2 separate regions of the Mus musculus genome follow, and region 2 is linked to region 1. A link is a loop called in an ENCODE intact Hi-C map of the cell type or tissue named here. Cell type or tissue: heart. All regions are shown on one strand.

Region 1 (8,000 bases):
AAAAATGAAAAAAAAAGAAAAGAAAAGAAAGTGAAGGAAGAGAATATATACAAGGTTATCTAGTATTATAAAGTAGTCTATGAATCAAAGGCCTAAAGAATACATAAAACAGATCATTTCTCCCTACTTAAAAGTTTTCAGTACACTGTGGGGGTGGGGTGGGGACTAGTGCATCACATCTCGTATTGCAATGGTCCTTTCATACGTGAAAAAAGAAATGTGAAGGAAGCTACATCCCCAGTGACCGGCAGCTTATAAGCCTTCGAAATCTAACTTTTCATTAACCAAACATGACCAATTTGAGAACAATAGTAAACCCATTCCAACTAACACTCCAGTTTCTCTGGCAAAAAATTAAAATTCCAGTCAGAAGACATGTGGCGAAATCAGTCTCTGCTTCTATACTTTGCAGTCTTCAGGTCACTTATGCAACTTACTGTACAAGGCAGTATGTCTAACCACATTCTCCCATCAGTTTTCAACTCACAGCAAGCAACAGCTCCCTGCTTTAGACAGCAAAGGCACAGTCTTTAACTCACAGTCTTAACAACTACTGAACACAACTATATGCAGTATTTGGTTTATGTTAGCATTTTTCATTCAGAAATAAAAAACATCCTTAGGTTCCTATTATTCTCAGTGTTTTGGTAAAGAAGGTGATTAAATTTCGCAATGCCTTGCCTGCCTGCATTTGGAATACGCACCTCAAAGCATAGAGGAAGCAGGGCCACGGCTAAGTGAAACCACCGACACACACTGGTTGAGTGACTAAGTCCTCTGAAACACAGGTCAAGCATTAAAGCAATACAATCCCGACAAAAACACTAATTTTCTCTCTTAGCTTCTGGGCACAGAAGTTACCGTTTAAGAAATTAATAATAACTTTAAAATCTGAGATCATGTTAGAGGAAAAGGGTGACGAAAAGAGTCTTGTGAAAGCATGTGTTCATTCTGATAAAATATTTCACAAAAAAAGTTAGACAAAATAAAATGGGGGGGGGGGTGCGGGGGAGAACCTGTGTCACATTTCTGACTATATGAACATTATTAACATTTTTTTTTCAATTACCTATCCCATGTTTTCTTGATTTGAAAAGAACATTTCACAAAGGTGAGCCACAGTTTTGGAGTTCTTTCAAATTAATATCTAAACATATTGCCAAGTTGTGTTTTGTTTTGTTTTGTTTTGTTTTGTTTTAAGCACTTAGTTATACACAGAATATTTCCGTGAATTTTTAAGCATATATTGGCTTTAAATTACTAGAGCATGAGTTAGTATATAAATATTCATAACAATGAATTAATGAAGAAGATAGGTGTTTGGCAAGTGAGACATTGTATCCTTCGTGTTATCTGTGTGGTATTGTTTGGAAAAGGAAAAAAAGTCTGCGCTGTGGGAGAATCCAGCGGCATGCGCTCAGGCAGCTCCAGCAGAGGGCATGGCAGCTTCAAAATGGAAACCTACGCTTTGTTTATCAGCAGATCTCAGGCTGTGGCTTTGCCGGCCAGTCTTTTTTCAACCCACTGCATTGCTGCTTCCGCCACCACAAAATGGAAACTGTGTGTCATCTTAGTATTTAGCAATCCTATTTACCTAAAAGCCAACTGTAACAACAACAAACTCTAAAGGGAAGTTGCCAGACATGAAGCTATTACTTTAAATATGAAAGCCGGTTTTGAAAAAGACCTGGGGGGGGGGGGGTATTTTTGGTGGAGATAGAATCCAGGGCCCCTTCGTGCTCAACAAGCATTCTGCCACTATATTCCCTCCCAGTGCCATGTGGTGTCTTCTCAAGAAAAAAGGTGTCTGTCTGTAGTAGATACTGCCTAAACTCCCAAAATTACCAGTGGTTGTAAATTTATCCACGATTTCCAGGGAGAAAAAATAATTTTGTGACTTACTTCCAATTGTCAGTCTGAAAAGGCTTGTAGAGAAAAAAAAAGTATTAAAGTGGATTAAATACAAAAATCATCTAGGGTGGTCTACCTTTCAACTAGTTAGTAGGGCACATGTAAATTCACTTTGTTAATGTATAAAAAGAGCAGAGCTTTTCAGGTTTAAAGATCTTGAAGGTGCTAAATATGAACTATTTTGTTTCTTGTCCTTACTCATTTATTATATAAACATCAATTTGTCATAAGCTTGACACACACACACACAAACTGCATTATCTTGCTAGTTGATAGAATTTACACATTTAGAACCTAATTAATTTTGAGTTACTTCTTACAGATTTTTTATGCTGAAAAGCTAGCTTGACATTGCTCTGTTTGTATGTGCAAAATAATGCACTTTGTTGCCATTACAAAGGGTCTTAAATGCAAGATTTGCATAGTATCTTTTGAGACTGGCAAAAAAAAAAAAAAAAAAAAAGGAGAAGAAAAAATCACATTGCTGCTCTTAGTCATGAGAAATTAGGGCTCAGGCAGGAGGAAAGTGACTGCCCTAACAGAGACTTAGCAACTACTGGCTCTGATTACACCTGCTAACAGCCACAAGTGTCAAGGGTCACCTGACCTATATTGATGATTTTAATACCCAGGGTTGTAAGAAAAAAAAAGTCCTGTTTTGTATTGTTAAAAAAAAGTCAACTATGCCTGCACATTACAGATATTTTAACGAGCAACACTATTTTATTAACACAAGCTTAATAAATATGTATTAAATCGTCAGAAATTAAAGCAAATGTAGAAACAGTGCAGATCTTTTCGGCTTATTAAAAATTTCATCTTACAGATTCATAAGCATGCTATCAAGTATTTGTTGCTAAAATCGAAATGATATTCCTTCTATAATAAGGCTATACCAATCTTCTTCATTAGCGACTGCAGACTTTGATCTCTGACTCAAACTACCCTCAGCTTGTCACAATGTGTTGCTTGGTTCCCAGTTTGAGAATGGGTCTTCATTTTCCTTTTAGTAGATCTAGTATGAATCAGAATAACTAGAGCCTAAGCCGTACCTTTTTGTTAGTCTGTTCAGACTTTATGGGAAAACCACTTAGGTATTCCGCCGCATCATTCTGGTAACATAGGAAGCTGAATCAGTTTGTAGTTGAAGTCATGTATTAGTTCTTACAAATCAGGGCTTATTAAACCCTGCAGGAGCAGAGACAGGGGTTCTCACAAATGAAGCTTACCCAAACAAATTCTTTACACCAACCGGCTCTCACATCTAGCTCTAGCCCCCACTGCACCGCCACCTTAACTTAAGCAGTTGAACATCTAGTAATTCCTAAATCTGTTCAACCGTGAATGACTCATGAGGAAATCCTGATTCCTTACGCTCTGAAACTACACATGATCCGTGTGCAGCAGAACTGCGAGATCCTGGGTTTCCCTTTGTATTTCTCACCTATCTCTCTGATCTTTGCTGTGCCCCGCAGGAGATGCCCCTCGGGTCTCCTGGGGAACGACCCTGCAAAGCCACAGCCTGCTGCAGCCATGCATTTAAAGATCAAAACTGCAGAACTGGTTAAAACACCAGGTTTTAATAGAAACTTTCTCCCGCTTCCTCCCTGAGTAGCGTGGAATTCCCTTTAGGAATTCCAAGGTGCCTGAGCGAGCTACAGCACCTTACTCAACAGTCCATATTTCAGGTTTTTCTAGTTGTTTGATTTCCTTCTCTAAAATAGGTAGAGTTGCTGAGTGCAGCCAGCAGGGCTCTCCCCATCCCAGCTGCAGTTTATGGGTGTCCGGATGAACAATAGATACAAAGGTGGGGCGCGCGCGAACACACACACACACACGCACACGAGTAAAAGGTACGGTCTTCAGTAAAGGAAAAGCCAAGAACTCGGAGACCCTTCACCGCGTGGCTGCCCGAAGTGCCTACCAAATCTCTCTGTGTCCCCGCCCGCCACCTCCCACCCTGTGTGCGCACGAGGATGCGGCGCCTACGTCAACAGCGCCCTCGCTTCCAGGCCCTTCGGGGGCTGCCGTGACTGCCACAGGCCGGGGCGACTCCGCCCTCGTGCCGTCTGCAGCGAGCCAATCCGCGCTCTCTTGGGGCGTGGCTGACGCCTCCAGGTCCCGCCCCTATGCCGCCGCCCGCCTTAAAAGCCCGCGGCGCGCTCCCGGCCTCAAACAGCTGCGGTGGCCGCGGGAGTCTGAGAATGCAAAGTGCCATGTTCCTGGCTGTCCAGCACGACTGCGTACCCATGGACAAGAGTGCAGGCAACGGCCCCAAGGTCGAGGAGAAGCGGGAGAAAATGAAGCGGACACTGTGAGTATGCCCTGTCTCCCGAAGAGCTCTTCATACCCAGCCTGGCTTTGCTGCTAGGGACCTACCTTCCCTCGATCTCGGCTTTGAATGCTCTCTAGTCTGCACCTCTGCAGAGAAAGTGTGGGGGCTTGGGGGGTGGGGGGTTAGCTTGCTAGATATGGTGGTATTTGCTTTTTTTCTATGTGAGCTCCGAGAGTTTAGGAACTATAGGAAATGGTTGAAGAAGGTGGCGGTAGATGATCTGAGAAGGGCTGGTTGGCTTTTTGTTCTGCATTTAATGTGGCATCAGAATCCTGTAGCTGAATAACGTCCACCGGCGTCTGGACGTTGCATTGTTAGTTCTGAGCTGCTTGCATAGCTGCTGGGTGGAGATGTTTGAGTTGATTCGCAATGTATGAGATCCATTTTTAAATCATAAAGTAGGGCTCACCCAGTCACGACTATGGAATGAGTAATTTGCTCTGCAGTATCTGCTGCGGAGAAGCACTGTGGGCGGTCGCAGAGGGGAGCTAGGGAATCCATCACACACACACACACACACACACACACACACACACACACACACACACACCTATGCATTGTCTCTGGCATAGTGCAGACCCTCCTACCCCCAGTGCAGAAAGGGAAGAAACATCAGCTGGGTCAAGACTGCTGTTCTCAATTGAAAAATGACAGCAAGCTGTAGTTTAACCATGCAGAAAATCCACTACCTGTTTATTAGGTCAGAAATAACTGGTGAAAATTTAAAATACCCTGGCTGTTATGTAGTCCTATCCTGCTTGTAAAGCTCATTATAGTCGGATGAATGGATAAAACTGTGTTCTGAGGTGCTGGGTTTAAAAGCTAAGAGGGAGAGACTCATCTGCTTTGTTTGTAGCTACTGCAGCTGATGATAGTTTGACCGTTCAAGAATTGCCACTTGAAGTATTTTTTTTTTCTCTCTTTTTTTTTCCAGCTTAAAGGATTGGAAGACCCGTTTGAGCTACTTCTTGCAGAATTCCTCTGCTCCTGGGAAGCCCAAAACTGGCAAGAAAAGCAAACAGCAAACTTTTATCAAGTAAGTTTCGGATCCTGTAGTTACAGAGATGAATATCTAACCAAGCCAAGCAAAAGGGGAAGGGGAACTGATGTGTGTTGGGGAGCTCATTTGCGGAACTTCTCTTGCAGGCCTTCTCCTGAGGAAGCGCAGCTCTGGGCAGAAGCATTTGATGAACTGCTGGCCAGTAAATGTAAGTTCACCTCTTGAATGTGATCTCTCACCAGTATCTTTAAAAGCCTAGAAATGATTGCAAGAAGTGCATTAGACATTACCACCACTGACAGTTCAAAGCCTCTTTTTCTTTCCCTTATATCACTGGGTTTAATCATGGGGAAGCAAGAGGTATTCACCTCAGGTGGGGAAGAAAAGTTAGCCTAAAAATTAAAATGCCAGTTACTCAGGCTGTGGTTGAGTCAGCTTTTCCATTGCATAGAATATTTTCAAAAGCCCTAGTTCCTAGTGAACTTATGGCCTATAAACACTGGTCTTGCAGTGCCAGTGAAGTTAAGTATACTTTTGTTGCAGACTACAAACTTAAGCATTTTTGCCTACTGGCATCTTAGTGCTTAAAGAGCCAGACCTAGAGAATGACAGGCTTGAATGAAGTCTAGGAAACTGATCATTTTGTGCAGAAGAACTGTGTATAATTCGGTCGTTCCATTCATGCTGCTTTTCCTGTGCTTCCAGATGGGCTGGCTGCATTCAGGGCGTTTTTAAAGTCCGAGTTCTGTGAAGAAAACATTGAATTCTGGTTGGCTTGTGAAGACTTCAAAAAAACCAAATCACCCCAAAAACTGTCCTCAAAAGCAAGGAAAATCTATACCGACTTCATAGAGAAGGAAGCTCCCAAAGAGGTAAGAAGACAGGCGCCTCAGATCACCTTCAACACTGTTGAAACCTGAGACTTGAATACACCACATTCAAGCACAAGTGAGAAGAGCCCTGTGCGCCTCTCATCCCAGCTGTCCTAACATTTAAGTTTCTCCAAAGTTGACAGTTATAACTGATCACAAGTTACACCTTTATGTTTTATTATTAAGCATCAATCTGCAGTGTTGACTAGCCAATAAATGGACTTTTGTTTTGTTCTTTCAGATAAACATAGACTTCCAAACGAAATCTCTGATTGCCCAAAATATCCAAGAGGCTACAAGTGGCTGCTTCACCACAGCTCAGAAGAGGGTGTACAGTTTGATGGAGAACAATTCTTATCCTCGGTTCTTGGAGTCCGAATTCTACCAGGACTTATGTAAAAAGCCACAGATCACCACGGAGCCCCATGCTACATGAGACCAGGAGTCCCCCCACACACAAAGGACATTCCATTCTGTCTCCCAAGAGCAAAGGCTGTGACCTGCCAGAAAAAAAAAAAAAACTGACCTTGAATTCAGCCTGAGTGTTAGGAAAACATCGCTCAGAACTATTGATTCAATGTTGGGTAGTGAATCAGGAAGTCAGCAACCTAGGAGAGGCTCTGTGTGAGAACGGCTTCCCTCACTGTGTGAAGAACAGAGGGAGGGAACAGGCCTCTGAATGTGTTCTTCCTCCTTGTCGGGAAAGCAGAGTTTGAGATGAAAGATCCGATGCAATGTTGTTGGAGCATTTAAAATCAATAGGTCTGGGATTATGTGGCCTTAGCTAGTTGGCTGTACACCTTCCCTAAACTAGTCCATGTTACCACATAGTGGTGTTAGTTCTAGTTTTAATATTTTAGTACTAAGTAACATTACAATGTTTACTGTGTGCAAGGGTGTTGACGTTCTTAGGACTACAGATCATTAGTACTAGTGTGTCACGTATCACTGAAACTGAGAAGTATGTTTGAGTTGTTAAATGGTGTGTGTGATGGACCGAATGCTGTGCCGTGCTGTAGAACCAGCGTCTGTTACGAGTGCCAAAAACTGTCTTGCGGGCAGCTAAACTTTGAAGTGGTTTTTGAATACTTTTAATAAATTTATTTTGCTAAATAATGTCATTGAACATTTGGAAGTCCCGATGTGGTTCTGTTGTTTGATTTCAGTAACTGGAAATATGTCAGCTATCAGAGAAAAGAACTTTCTAGCAAAGAGGTATCAGTGTGGATCAATTGTTGTACCTGCCCACTGAGAAATCAACAGCTGAGAAGTGGGAAATGCTTGCTTCGAGGAAGATGTTCTCCTTAAACCTATAGACATTATGTAGTCTTAAAAACATCAGACCACATTCCTAGAACCACTCATTGTGAAAGTCAAATGTGTTATTTAATAAAAGAAAAAGAAAAAAAGAGCATTGACCTGTGTGTTAAGGACCAGCTAAATATTAGTAAGTAAAGTTACAGGGCCAAACAGCCTAAGAAAAGGAAAAGGTTCGTGTAAATGTGGGCCTGCCTGGCGTATGCTTGGTTCCAGACACCTGGCATGGGCAAGAACCTGGTCAGTTCTTTCTTCTGTGATGGGGCAATACGAAAACCCCAAGTTTCCTGCACCTCCTGCCTTCATTTGGCTAATAATCTGTGCTACTCTGGGTAACACTGAAGAAGAAAGCAAGTGCTTTGCTTGCACTAAATGCAGGAATATGTTCTAGCTGAGAAAAGCCTTCATTCTGGCTAATTTGGAGGAATTCCCTTTCTGAAGCAAATTTTCTATATCTGGAAGTTTTAGTAAATGGGAGGAGATGGGGGGCACCCTCAGCTTGAAATTGGAAGACCTTAACTCAATGACATCCCATCGCTTTGTGTCCCTGGGCCCTCCCTGGATA
Region 2 (8,000 bases), 86 kb after region 1:
GGGAGGTAGTGACAAGAGATCTTGCTTGAAAATTTACCTAGAGTGCCCTCTACTACTGGATAAAATTTAAGTTTTATTTGGCTAGTCATTCAAGCAAAACTAATTTCAAAGGGAGTTGAAGGTATAAAATCCCTAAGTCTTTCTCTCTTCCTCATTTTTAAAGATTTATTTTATTTTCAGTTGTGTCTATTGCAGAGGGTGCATGTGAGCACATGTGCCCATGGAAGTCATGGGTGGTTTTTTTCCCCAGAACTGAAGTTAGAAGCAGTTGTGAGCCACCTGATGTAGGTGCTGGGAACCAATACCTACATCAGACCACTGGAAGAGTAATATAAACTCTTAACCACTGAGCCATCTCTCCAGCCCTTCTTTCCATATTTGAAGTAAAATCTTTGAAATAGAGATTCTCCATTCTCACTTCTGGCCAGGCAAAACTACCCTTGTGGCAGCGTGTCTGCTACATGTCCTGAAACATCAAAATGACTCATTTTACGTTCCTCATAATTGGTGCCACTATCTGATTAACTCCCCTTTACTAAAATTTCAAAGATCTTTTCCTGAAGCTTTTAAAGACTGGTGCCAAAATGCAGAAAGCCAAAACTATTCTCATGATCTTACTTCACAGCTTGCTCTGTTCTTTGGCACGTTTCTTCATGTCTTCCAGAATCTCCCATCTTAACCTTGTACCTAAGCATGATTGAACAGTCATGTGACCCTGGTTGTTACAGATTGAGTATAAAGTATCCCTCCAAAAGATTCATGTATTTACAGCTTCATTTCCAGCTAAGTACTATTTTGGAAAGTTCTGGAAGCTTTAGAAGTGTGGCCTACCTGAAGATCATAAGCCACATGTGTGTGTTTGATGTTAGCTGGCAGGTATTTTGTCCTAGGTTTTCTTGAGTGGACACTCATATGTCACGTGTTCTGGCTGCCATGATGACTGCCTAATTGCAAGTCAAGGAACATTAGAGAAATTTCCATGACCCTGGGCAATGAATTTACTGCAGCCTCAGTAACAGCAGTGGCTAAAACACAGAAGGAAATGACTCCTCTCCTTTGGAACCAAATAATATCCAGTAGCCTTTCAGGGAGTAATGGGGCCGAATGACCCCCTCTCCAATCCACAGCAGAACACTGAAGAGCCCAATCCTGTGCTGCTCTCGAGCAGGTAACCGCGGCTACTATAAATTCATGACTTCAATGGCTGTGTCATGTCCAGAAGGCAGAACTTTACAACATAACATGATGGGCAGACATATTTTCAGCATGGAGAGAACGGAAAGACAGTTGTCTTTGGGGTAAACTTTGGTAAACATCTTTCAAAACAACGACAACAAAACCAAGTTCACCTTCTTACTAGAAGTCCTCTTACATTTTTTCATTAGGTCAATTTCTTACACACACACACACACACACACACACACACACACGAAAAAAAAATGTCTGCAGTAGCAAGAAGGAAAAGGCACATTAAGCAGACTTTAGGAAAGAGTTGCGAGGTTTACATTAACAAAGCCACTACTGTACTGGGTGCACATCGAAATTAAGCGAATGAGAAGATCAAATCTAAGTACTGACAATGAATGAGTAAACATCTGTTCTCCTGCTAATTTTCAAGTAAGGAAGTGAAGGTTGGAGAGGTAAAGGCTGAGGCGATGCAGCACTGGATAATTTTCTCTCACCCGCTGCATCCTCCTGTGAACACTTACAGAGTAGCTGCTGTGACTACATCACTGAACGGAGCACTGGGCAGGGAATTCCAATTTTAAGAGGCAAGCTCCCAGCTTCGTGTCCTTCAGTGTCTGATGCTCACGTGCACTTTAAGATAGATGAGGAGTGAGCTGGCAGAGACCCTCCACTCTATCTGAAAAGATGAGGTGAACAGAATACAGAAGACTGCATAAATACAAAGCACAAGAGCGTGGCTTAAGTCCTCAGGGTGAGCCTATTAGTGAAGCATCGCATATTATTGGAAACTCATACATATTCAGACTCTCATGAGGATGGTAGCTCCCTTGAGAGAGAAGTGACCTGAAGTGTGCCTTTGATTTCAATCTTAGGGTCAAAGAAGAAACAAGGGCAGCGGGAAGGAAACAACTTCCTAAAGAAAAGATTGCAGAAAAGGCAAAAGGGGGAATTGACTGCTGTCCATTTCAGCGTGGTATTCATACAGGCCTTGACTACAATGGGATTGGGTTACAGTCCCCTTTGTACGTATTAGCTCTTTATTGGAAAAAGCATGAAAGAAGAAAGTAACAATGCATGAGAATACTTTGTTAGTGTTTATTAAGCTATTCCTGAGCATATATCAGCAGGCTCAGCTCTCAGATATAGCTGTTGGAAGAATCATTTTCAAGTCTTAAAAAAGAAAAAATAGATTCCAGAGAGCTACTTGGTGCTCCCAATATATTGGCTATTTGGGATCCTCTTTAAAACATCCTCCCTGTGTTTACAGGAGATGAAGAAGCAATCACAAACAGCTGTCTTCTGAGCACGAGATTTGACACACCAGGCTGCCTCAAGTGCCTGAGATCTTCAGATCTTAGAAACTATAATTCCAATACTTGTAGTTTCCTGTTTACATTTTCCTTTGGAAGCTAAAATTGGTCACTTCAGTGACGAATTTCATGATGATTAAATGGCTGGATCAAAAGGAAACAACCTTAGTCAGTCTTGAGGAAAATCAGTGCATACAGGCTCTTTTAAAGACAGAGAGAGTCGATGATGCTTGTACATCATTTGTGACACAGGAAACCCAACAACCAGGAAGAATCACAATTGAGTCTTTTCTTGAGTGGCTGCTGGCTGTTTTCCTCTCTGTGGGACAGGATATTAACTGGAACATTTCTTCTTTTCCAAAGGAACTTATGCTTAAGGGACATGTGGAACATGCTCGATTTAAGCTTTAGGAACACGTTCAAAGTTAATTCTTCCATAACAGAAATGGAAAGACTGTGATAGCATCAGGCCTGTCTCTCAACAATGCCCCCAGGTTCAAGCCTCCCTTCTCCTTGTGCGGTACAAAAGAGAAAGTAGGGCACTTCTTGGCTGCTTTGAGGAGGACACAGCCTGTGCCAGAGAAAGCACAGGCTTCCAAGTTGCAACCCAAGACACCGAGAGTTGAAGGGATCTTTTTATGTAGCTCAAGCACAGGAACAAGTTCTCAACACCAAAGGAGGTAGGGTTACAGGATAGAGACACAATTGCAGGCCAGCTCCCAGGGGGAGCGGTTGGTAGGGGCGGGGGTGTAGGGCAAAACCAACAGGATGTGGCAACTGTTCTTTACCATCACCCGACTGGTAACAAAAACAAGAAATTAAGAAATGCATTTTTTTCTAGCTGCATATATATCAAAAGATGGCCTAGTCGGCCATCACTGGAAAGAGAGGCCCATTGGACTTGCAAACTTTATATGCCCCAGTACAGGGGAATACCAGGGCCAAAAAGGGGGAGTGGGTGGGCAGGGGAGTGGGGGTGGGTGGATATGGGGGACTTTTGGTATAGCATTGGAAATGTAAATGAGTTAAATACCTAATAAAAAATGGAAAAAAAAAAAAGAAATGCATTTTTTGTTTAGTTTTTGAAGGTGACACTTTTTGTTATTTCTATTTTTTTTTTTATTTTGTAATCTGAGGTTTGAGGAACTCCTCTGTTTTCGGCTATCTTAGTCAAGCCTCGGCCTGAAATGAGCCCTCTTTCCTAATATACTTAGTTCCTCAAATGAAACACAACTAGCATGTATAATGACCTCGAGTAAAGGGCACCAGTAGTTGACAAAGCAGACTGGATAAACTACCACAATACAAGCACAGTACGTAGAATCTTCAAAGATGATGGCGCCCTGCTTTCTACATCTGGCCTTTCTGAGACCTTCTACCAAAAGTACCATAAAGAAGTTAGGTTATAATTCGAGATCTGCCAAGTCTCAAAGGGTGCTTCAGTGTTCTGAACAACACCACTATGGGGCTGAGACTGGTGCATCCTCATTGCCAGCCTACACAGCTTCTCTCCATACCCAAGCATACAAAGCACTGCGTGAGAGAAATGTCCGTAAGCAACGTGCTTTGTCACCCAGTTTGGAAGATGAGGGTAACATAATGCAGGTGAGTCAGAAAAAAAACTGGGTTCAGATTCTGAAGTTACCCTATTTCTCAAACTGGGCAACCTTAAACAAGCTATTTAAAATTGCCCAACATTTCACCTGCTCATCTGTAGTTCAATCTCATGAAGTTCAGTATAAATCACCCCAGTCAATATTTATGAAATTGTATTTAGACTGAGCTGGGGAGAACAAAAGATACAGAACTAATAACAGCCAGCTGGTCTTGGCAGAGTGGAGGGAGTCACAGAACTCATGCAAGCAGGCTTCAGACTGCCTAGAACATATGCCCAAGCCTCAAAAGGCAAGCTGTTTGCGTTGTGAGATTCTCCAGAGCCCAGGATAGTTTGGCTACAAACACCCAGTGTGCCACGAGACACGAGAAGGGAGAAGTCACGTGGCCCTTTCTCCACCCCCAGGAGAGAAGATTGTTCTTCAGCTGCAGATGTCCCCAAACAGCTCAGGGAACTAAACAAGAGAGCTCAGGGGGAAAAACGTGCCAGGAGCTTTTGCCAAATTTGGAAGAGCTCAGACCTGGATCCTGCCTCTAGAAACCACAGCACACCTCCCTTTTGGGTAAAAGAAAGGAAGACAGGCAGGCAGAAAAGGGAGGGAGGGAGGGGAGAGAGAGAAAAAGAGAGACAGACAGACAGACAGACAGGACACTTGAGGCCCTTATAGATATACAAGACCATCTCCCAGAGAAACTGGAATGCGTCATACCGTCTTTTTCTCTAACTGGGAGAAGCTAGGAAAGGTTGAAAAAGTCAAATGCCCCTCTGTGGATCTCCCCCATTTCCTGGCCACTGACACTTGATAGTAATTGCAACATCAGCACAACCAAACACCGAGCAACAGACCCAAAAAGACCAAAAACGTATTCTTGGGTTGTAAAGAAAAGACACAGTGATCCATGGATCTTCAAAGGCAATCCACAGAAACGCAGTATGCTTGTGGTGCTAAAATTTAATGGAGGGGGGAGGAAGTTGGCAACAGTTGAGGAAAAATGATCTCTACCAAGGCTAAAGGATATGGTACTGACATTTTTTTCCAACAAGAAAAACTATCTGCCTGTCCAGCCTGGTGAAGGAACATGTAAATAAAAGGGGAGCTAGTTCCTCTTCCTAACAAGACAGTAAAAGAGAGTCATCACCCAGTATACTGTGGAAGAATATCTCCTGTCTAGTATTCCTCACGTCAAGCTCCCCAAGCTAGGGAAGGTTTCAACAGTTGACGGCTAAGGTAGCAGAGCCTATTAGAGACAAGCAGAGATGCCCATTGCACATTTGCTGAACAGGTGAGGAAAGACATGAAAAGACAGAGATGAAGCCAGGCCTCACTAAAATTGTGCTGTGGAGACGGTCACACTACAGGCTGCTGCAGGGAGCAGGCCACAGCTCGGTCTCGCCAGTCCGGAAACTAACCCAGACCCAGGCAGACTGAGAATGCTCTCAGAGGAAGTGCTGTTTATCATCGTATGATCTAAAAGAGGAGAAGTTAGACAGCCAAAAAAGCAGAAGTCAAGTTCCGTGTGAACTATACGAATTGCAGAGGGAAAGGACTGCAAACTCGTCTGCAGAGATGTGTTAACTAGCTAAAAGAAAGACTACAGTAAAACTTGTAAATCACTGTAAAATGTTAAGTTCTCTTTTGAAACACTCAGAGATTAGAATAATTTTGGATACAGTCAAATAGCAGTTCAGTTCTCAACTGACTGTCACTCCCTAATGGACCCTGAGACTGAAACTCAATACCCTTTATATGTATATATTCTGTTACTCATCTCAAGAAACATTAGAAGACAAACAGTTATAACTACAGCTGTGCACCTGACAGAGCTACAGTTTCCAACAAAAAGAAAGTAATGCTCCTGAGAGGCTCTGCCAGTGCCTGACAAATACAGAGTTGGATGCTGACAGCCAACCATTGGACTGAGCACAGGGTTCCCAATGAAGGAGTTAGAGAACGTACCCAAGGAGCTGAAGGGGTTTGCAACCCTCCCAGAGGAACTAAAATATGAACTAACCAGTATCCCCAGAGCTCCTTGGGACTAAACCACCAACCAAAGGGACTCATGGCTCTAGCTGCATATGTAGCAGAGGATGGCCTAGTTGATCATCAATGGGAAGAGAGGCCCTTGGTCCTGTGAAGGTTCTATGCCCCAGTAAAGGGGAATGCCAGGGCCAGGAAGAGGGAGTGGGTGGGGCGGGTTGGTGAGCAGGGGAAGGGGGAGGTGTTAGGAGATTTTCCGAGGAAAGGGGATAACATTTGAAATGTAAATAAACAAATCTAATAAAAACTCATAAAAAAGAAAGAAAGTAATGGATTTGTGTTTGGAAAAAAACACTGAAAGATTTTTTATAATGTTCTATACAGCATTCCTTTGACTTGACAAATCAATCGAGTTGTTTATGGGTTTTTAGACTTTTGTTAAATTAAATCTTGTTGTTTTTAACATTTATCCTCTTTTCACACAAAAGAGAAAAAACATAGTTCCTACATGATATCCAGAAGAGTATACAGTCTCAGGAGATTATAATCTTAATGAGAAAAATACCCAACATGTGACCATGTCTTAATAAACCAGTGAACACTTTCACTTGAAACTGAAAAGTTACTTTGCTACATATAAACCCACTCTGTGTACTAGGATTTAATATAAAAAGTAAAATGGACAGGATTTTATGCCTTATCTTGCCACAGTAAAACATAAAGTATGTTCTTCTGTAATCAGAGAAACCCACTGAACTATAAATAAAGGTTTGGTTTGAGGTACTATAGGTAAATTCACAAATCTCACCTGGAGAAGCAATTACATTATGTGAAAGTAGTTACCCTTTCTTTTTTAGCTAATCATATTGTCCAAAGAGAATCACATTAACTGAAATACTAAGTCAATCTCTATAAAGAAATGAGATTTTCAAAGCACATCTGGTAAATGGATTACTTCTTTTTTTTTTTATTTCAATCACTGAGTACAAAGAATTGCCACTTATTTCAAAAGAATAGAACTATTCATCCAGTGGGAAGAAATTCAATAAGTATTAAGTGATGCGCAAAATACAAGGTTAAGACAAAGCTAAGCAAATTTTCTTTCCATGAGTAATAAAATAAAAGTAAAAGAAAGGACATTGGGTTAAGAGATCTTGCTGGCAGAGATTTAATTGGCTGATCTGACATTTCTTTAAAGATTGCTTTTGAAGTCTTTACAAAACAAACAAACAAAACAATTCAAAAAAACCTCTATGCTAGGAAGTGAGCTAAAAAAGCTTATTGGTGTTACTTTGGTGATGGTGTAGTGACCTCATAGTATTGAAAGTAAGACCACCCAAAGGTCAACACAGTGTACATGCTTTAAAAGCAAAGTTGAAATAAAAATCAGGATGATAAAATGAAAGGAAAATTAGAATCTTGCTGAAAAGAAGCCATGCAACCACCATTAAGTCAGATAAAATTAGATGCTGTTAAGCTTTGCTGCAATGAGATAAAAAGTCAATGTTGATGACAAATGGCAAACTGTAATACCCAAAGTGAAATGAGAACAGGAGATATCATACGTTCTTCTGTGTATCTCTGCACAGTTTCCAGGCATGCTTAGTTTGAGCAGAACTATGTAATCACTAAGCTTCTCCCTCTCTGCTTGGCAAAAATGATGGACACTCATCTCTAATATGAAGCAGATTTGCCTTGCTGCAACTGTATGTCAGTTTATATGCCAATTGAGAAGGGAAATGCTGAGTGAAAATAAGCCAGCTATTAATTTGCAAAACAAAGAATATAGTTACAAAGACTTGAAGGCCAACAAAGTAATTTCCTAACCGAGTATAAAAAAGAAGACCCAAGCTGGGCATTGTGGTCACAGGCCTGTAATCCCAAGAGTATTCAGGAGGCTAAGTCAGGG

What was found. Peaks named below come from ENCODE experiments on the same cell type or tissue, not always from the same donor. Only the 100,000 strongest peaks of a DNase experiment are listed, where the experiment ranks them.
Region 2: a loop joins it to region 1, with 2.0 times the contacts of the local background. A loop is called at or near these places in 12 of 42 quality-filtered maps.

What each region holds. Positions count from the first base shown.
Region 1 is chr1:144,000,234-144,008,233 of GRCm38, reverse strand. Rgs2 (regulator of G-protein signaling 2) reads left to right here and starts at 4,085. Exons shown (of 5, transcript NM_009061.4): 1 at 4,085-4,225; 2 at 5,181-5,282; 3 at 5,393-5,454; 4 at 5,952-6,118; 5 at 6,360-8,000. The coding sequence starts at 4,116. The coding sequence ends at 6,554. In heart, CTCF peaks have their summits at 1,427 (motif pointing right) and 3,649; DNase peaks (open chromatin) are centred at 1,493, 3,993 and 5,393; H3K4me3 peaks cover 2,643 bases; H3K27ac peaks cover 2,523 bases.
Region 2 is chr1:143,914,285-143,922,284 of GRCm38, reverse strand. No RefSeq gene overlaps it. Among named protein-coding and RNA genes, the nearest start is that of Gm41964, 20 kb to the left of the region's middle. In heart, no CTCF peak of the experiment used is centred here; DNase peaks (open chromatin) are centred at 4,504 and 5,504.